Linked DNA regions of Homo sapiens: region 1 is linked to region 2. A link is an interaction called in ENCODE POLR2A ChIA-PET data of the cell type or tissue named here. Cell type or tissue: GM12878. All regions are shown on one strand. Links, peaks and the distances in the headings refer to the core of each region. The heading gives the core; the rest is flanking DNA.

What was found. ChIA-PET counts read pairs that join two places held together with the same protein. Peaks named below come from ENCODE experiments on the same cell type or tissue, not always from the same donor. Only the 100,000 strongest peaks of a DNase experiment are listed, where the experiment ranks them.
Region 1: POLR2A ChIA-PET joins it to region 2 with 7 read pairs; 6 of 35 experiments call an interaction of 5 or more read pairs at or near these places.

Annotation. Positions count from the first base shown.
Region 1 is chr1:27,498,529-27,501,435 of GRCh38, forward strand. No RefSeq gene overlaps it. Among named protein-coding and RNA genes, the nearest start is that of WASF2, 9.8 kb to the left of the region's middle. In GM12878, for the core only: no CTCF peak of the experiment used is centred there; a DNase peak (open chromatin) is centred at 1,591.
Region 2 is chr1:27,335,387-27,338,293 of GRCh38, forward strand. It overlaps TMEM222 (transmembrane protein 222), which reads left to right. Exons shown (of 6, transcript NM_032125.3): 6 at 1-1,014. The coding sequence ends at 80. Among named protein-coding and RNA genes, the nearest start is that of SYTL1, 5.2 kb to the right of the region's middle. In GM12878, for the core only: no CTCF peak of the experiment used is centred there; no DNase peak of the experiment used is centred there.

The DNA.
Region 1 (2,907 bases), core at 121-2,620, 160 kb after region 2:
TGAGCCACCGCACCCGGCCTGAATTATTTATTTATTTTTGTTTTTTATTTTTTTGAGACAAGGTCTCACTCTGTCGCCAGACTGGAGTGCAGTGGTGCTATCTCAGCTCACTGCAGCCTCTACCTCCTGGACTCAAGTGATTTTCCCACCTCAGCCTCCAAGTAGCTGGGACTACAGGTGCGTGCCACCATGCTCGGCAAATTTTTATTTATTTATTTATTTTTTGTAGAGACGGGGTTTTGCCATGTTGCCCAGGCTGGTCTTCTTCTTCTTCTTTTTTTAAATAGAGATGGGGGTGGGGCTGGGGGTCTTGCTATGTTGGCCAGGTTGGTCTTTAACTTTTGGCCTCAAGCAATCCTCCTGCCTTGGCCTCCCAAAGTGCTAGGATTACAAGCATGAGCCACCCGGCCCAGCCTCCCAGGCTTGTATTGAACTCCTGAGCACAAGCAATCTGCCCACCTTGGCCTCCCAAAGTGCTGGGATTACAGGTATGAGCCACGGCACCCAGCCCAAAATCCTGCCTCAGTTTTACCCCCTTCATGACATCTTCCAGTCTATTCATTTAATAAGGATACATTGCTGCCTGCCCTGGCCAGGCTTGTGCAGGGCACTGGGGACGGAGGGATCAGTCCACTCAGACTCTGCCCTTGAGTGGCTCCCAATCTGATGAGGGAGAAGATATACATAAAAATTACAATAAAAGCGGAAGACACTGATTGCAGTAGGAGCTATGAGCTTATAGAAGTAGAGAACTTAACTGGGAGATTGGGACAGGCTTACAGAGGAAGGGCCATTTGGAAGGGGTTTTGAAGGGTGAGTAGGAGTTCCTCAGGCAGAATTAGGAAGTAGGAACAGAATATGATCTACCCTGCAAAGTGGACTGAATAAAAAAAGCCTGAGGAATAAAAACCCTAGAAGAAAACCTAGGCAACACCATTCAGGACATAGGCATGGGCAAAAACACCAAAAGCAATTGCAACAAAAGCCAAAATTGACAAGTGGGATCTAATTAAACTAAAGAGCTTCTGCACAGCAGAAGAAACTATTATCGGCCGGGCACAGCGGCTCACGCCTGTAATCTCAGCACTTTGGGAGGCTGAGACGGGCAGATCACGAGGTCAGGAGATTGAGACCATCCTGGCTAACACAGTGAAACCCCATCTCTACTAAAAATACAAAAAAATTAGCTGGGCGTGGTGGCGGGTGCCTGTAGTCCCAACTACTCGGGAGGCTGAGGCAGGAGAATGGCGTGAACCCGGGAGGCGGAGCTTGCAGTGAGCCGAGATCACACCACTGCACACACCAGGCTGGGAGACAGAGGGAGACTCCGTCTTAAAAAAAAAAAAAAAAAAAAAAAAAAGAGAGAGAGAAAAAAGAAACTATCATCAGAATGAACAGGCAACCTACAGAATGGGAGAAAATTTTTTCAGTCTACTGATCTGACAAAGGTCTAATATCCGGAATCTACAAGGAACTTAAACATATTTATAAGAAAAAAACAACCCCATCAAAAAGTGAGTTAAGGATATGAACACTTCTCAAAAGAAGATATTTACATGGCCAACAAACGCAGGAAAAAAAGCTCAACATCACTGGCCATCAGAGAAATGCAAATCAAAACCACAAAGAGATACCATCTCACGCCAGTCAGAATGGCAGTTATTTTTATTTATTTATTTATTTTTGAGACGGAGTCTTGCTGTGTCACCAGGTTGGAGTGCAGTGGCGTGATCTCAGCTCACTGCAACCTCCGTCTCCCAGGTTCAAGAGATTCTTCTGCCTCAGGCTCCCCAGTAACTGGGACTACAGGCGGGTGCCACCACACCCAGCTAACTTTTTTTTTTTTTTTTTTTGACAGAGTCTCGCTCTGTCACTCAGGCTGGAGTGCAGTGGTGCGATCTCGGCTCATTGCAAGCTCCGCCTCCCAGGTTCACGCCATTCTTCTGCCTCAGCCTCCCGAGTAGCTGGGACTACAAGCGCCTGCCACCACACCTGGCTAATTTTTTTTTTTTTTTTTGTATTTTTAGTAGAGACTGGGTTTCACTGTGTTAGCCAGGATGGTCTCGATCTCCTGACCTCATGATCCACCCATCTTGGCCTCCCACAGTGTTGGGATTACAAGCATGAGCCACTGCGCCTGGCCAGAATGGCAGTTATTAAAAAGTCAGGAAACAATAGATGCTGGTGAGGCTGTGGTGAAATAGGAACGCTTTTACATTGTTGGTGAGAATGTTAATTAGTTCAACCATTGTGGAAGATATTGTGGCAATTCCTCAAGGGTCTAGAACCAGCAATACCATTTGACCCAGCAATCCCATTACTGGGTATATACCCAAAGGAATATAAATCATTCTACTGGCCGGGCGCGGTGGCTCACGCCTGTAATCCCAGCACTGTGGCAGGCCGAGGTAGGCGGATCACGAGGTCAGGAGATCGAGACCATCCTGGCTAACGCAGTGAAACCCTGTCTCTACTAAAAATACAAAAAATTGGCTGGGCATGGTAGCGGGCGCCTGTAGTCCCAGCTATTCCGGAGGCTGAGGCAGGAGAATGGCGTGAACCCAGGAGGTGGAGCTTGCAGTGAGCCGAGATCGTGCCACTACACTTCAGCCTGGGTGACAGAGCAAGACTCCGTCTCAAAAAATAAAATAAAATAAAATAAATCATCCTACTATAAAGACACATGCACATGTATGTTTATTGCAGCACTATTTACAATAGCAAAGACATGGAACCAACTCAAATGCCCATCAATGATAGACTGGATAAAGAAAATGTGGTACATATACACCATGGAATACTATGCAGCCATAAAAAGGAATGAGATCATGTCCTTTGCAGGGACATGGATGAAGCTGGAAGCCATCATCCTCAGCAAATTAACACAAGAACAGAAAACCAAACACC
Region 2 (2,907 bases), core at 257-2,756:
CCTTCGTGAAGACCTGGCTGCCCTTCATCCTTCTCCTGGGCATCATCCTCACCGTCAGCCTGGTCTTTAACCTCCGGTGATGGCTGCTCGGTGGCCCCACACCCACCAGGGTCCCGAGGAAACAGCCGCCATCCCTTTTGGTTCCAGATTTTTTTCTCCTCACCCCAAAAGGCAGGGTTGGGCCTGCTGTTGTGGACCGGGGGTCGGGGCTGGCAGGATGGAAGGACTGAGGACCAGCATGAAGTGGGGGTTTGTTGTCTCCCTGCCTCTCAGAAGCACCCTGTCCCCTCCTCCCCAGGCCTGTGACTCCGGCCCTGGAAGCCCCTTTGTTCTTCTGTTGAAAGGCTTTGGCTTCCCGCTGTAGAGCTGCTCCCGCCACCACCTGCTGGGGTCCTGCCTCAGCCCAGTGCCCAGTATGGGGAGAGGAGGACATTTGGGCTCACCTGTCAAGGTGGCCCTGGGACCAGAGCTGGTCCCAGCATGGGGTGCACCGGGTACACTTAACGTGTCTCTATAAGCCAAGTTGCTTCAGGACCTTCACCACTGGCCTCTAGAATGGTCCAGAGGGGCTGGCTGGGTCCCTTTGTCAGACTCCTGCCGGCAGCTGCCCTGGGGGACATGTGTGCCCATCTGGCATCCTCCAGCCCGTGCAGTCCGCTCTTCACTGTTCCACGGCCTCCCAGTGCCTCCCAGCATTGGACCCATCTCCCCCTGCAGTTTGAGGCCAGAGAGGTGAGTGGACCTGACAAGTGCCAGAGTAACCGTGTAGACAGAGCAGTGTAGACAGCACTCAGCCCCAGCCCCAGGTGTGGACCTCATGCTGGTGATGGCTCCCCTGGGTGGCCTGCCAGCACAGCCAGTGCCATCAGGGAGCTGAAGGGGCTGTCCCCCACCTAACTCCAGCTCCCCCTTCACGTTGTCACCAAGGCCCTGTGCCGCCCGCCTCGCCCCCCTGCTCTGTGGATTCCTTTGGGAAGGGCTCCCTGGGCAGGACAATAAAGAGTTTTGACTCCAGTTGGTGCCCTGTCATTGTTTTCTCCCTCTCTGGGGCCCCCTTGCCCCTTAGCTCATAGCGTCTTGGTATTCTTGGGACCCTATTACCCTTGACAAGGGTCTAGTTGCCAGCACCATGGTTGAGTCTGCGTCCAGTGCCTGGGGCCATCAGCATCCCTCAGGTATATCCCGCCCCTGAAGTCTGGGGATTCCCTGCCATTCTCCATTCCCCATTCCAAAGCTTTCCTCTTGAGGCAGGTGGGCATTGAAACCCCTTCCATCGTCCCTGTTGGGAAGGACTTGTAGGCTTGGGGTTAGGGCTGAGTAGAGCCTCCACTGCTGTCCCCACCACCCGCCGGGGTACAGAGTTGGGGATGAGCCAAGAGCACTGCCAGCCTCTGGTCACTGTATCCATCCAGCCTTCGCTTGCCTCCGATCCTTTGCTCTCCACCATCCCTCTCATGGCGGCCCTGCCTAACCAAGGCCCAGCTTAAAAGCCGCTTCCTCCCTGAAGCCTTTCCCAACCCTGTCCATGCATCACTTCAGTTGAACTAGCCAAGGATTTGGTCTTGAACGTGGCCTTGAGGACATGCTCTAGCAGCTGGCCATGGGGTCCCTGGTCAGGCATCTGCCAGCTCACCCCAGACCCTGCAGTGCTGTGGTCTGCAAGCCTGGGACTTCTCCAGGGCAAGGCAGAGGTGACCTCTCCCCACTTCAGAGCAGTTCCATTTACTTTTCTTTTTTTTCTTTCTTTCTTATTTATTTATTTTTTGGAGACAGAATCACTCCGTTGCCCAAGCTGGAGTGCAATGGCACGATCTCAGCTCACTATAACGCCTGCCTCCTGAGTTCAAGTAATTCTCGTGCCTCGGCCTCCCAAATAGCTGGGATTACAGGTGCCCGCCACCACGCTGGGCTAATATTTGTATTTTTAGGAGAGACGGGGTTTTACCATGTTGGCCAGGCTGATCTCGAACTCCTCAGGTGACCCACCCGCCTCAGCCTCCCAAAGTGCTGGGATTACAGGCATAAGCCATTACGCCTGGCCCCAGCAATTCCATTTTCAAAAACCTGTTTTGCATATTGGGTCCATCCGAGAGTTGGTTGAGGGGGGACAAATTCAATACTGAAGACAGGCCGGTTGCGGTGGCTCACGCCTGTAATCCCAGCACTTTGGGAGGCTGAGGCAGGCGGATCACGAGGTCAGGAGAGCGAGACCATCCTGGCTAACACGGTGAAACCCCGTCTCTAATAAAAATACAAGCACTTAGCCGGGCATGGTGGCGTGCACCTGTAGTCCCAGCTACTTGGGAGGCTGAGGCAGGAGAGTGGCATGAACCCGGGAGGCGGAGCTTGCAGTGAGCCGAGATCGCGCCACTGCACTCCAGCCTGGGTGACAGAGCAAGCCTCCGTCTCAAAAATAAAAATTAAAAAATAAACCAAAGACAGCCACAGTAGAATAGATAGAAAAAAGGCTTAAGGCCTGCGTTAGCCTAGCAGAATTTAAAATTTGCCTGGGGGAAACAGGACATAAAATTGTGCCATAGAAGTCACCAACAGGGTCAGCCACAGTGTCCAGCACTTTGGGAGGCCAAGGCTGGAGGAGGGAGGGAGCCCAAGAGTTTGAGACCAGCCTCGGCAACAAAGTGAGACCCCATCTCTACAAAAAATTAAAAAATAAAATTAGCTGGGCATGATGGTGCGTACCTGCAGCCCCAGCTACTACTCAAGAGACTGAAATGGGAGGATAGCTTGAGCTCAGGAGGTCAAGGGTGACAGAGCAAGACCCCGTCTCTCCCTCTCTCTCTCTCTTTTTTTTTGTTTTGTTTTTTTTTTTTTTTTTGAGATGGAGTCTTGCTCTTGTCACCCAGGCTGGAATGCAATGGCATGATCTCAGCTCACTGCAACCTCCGC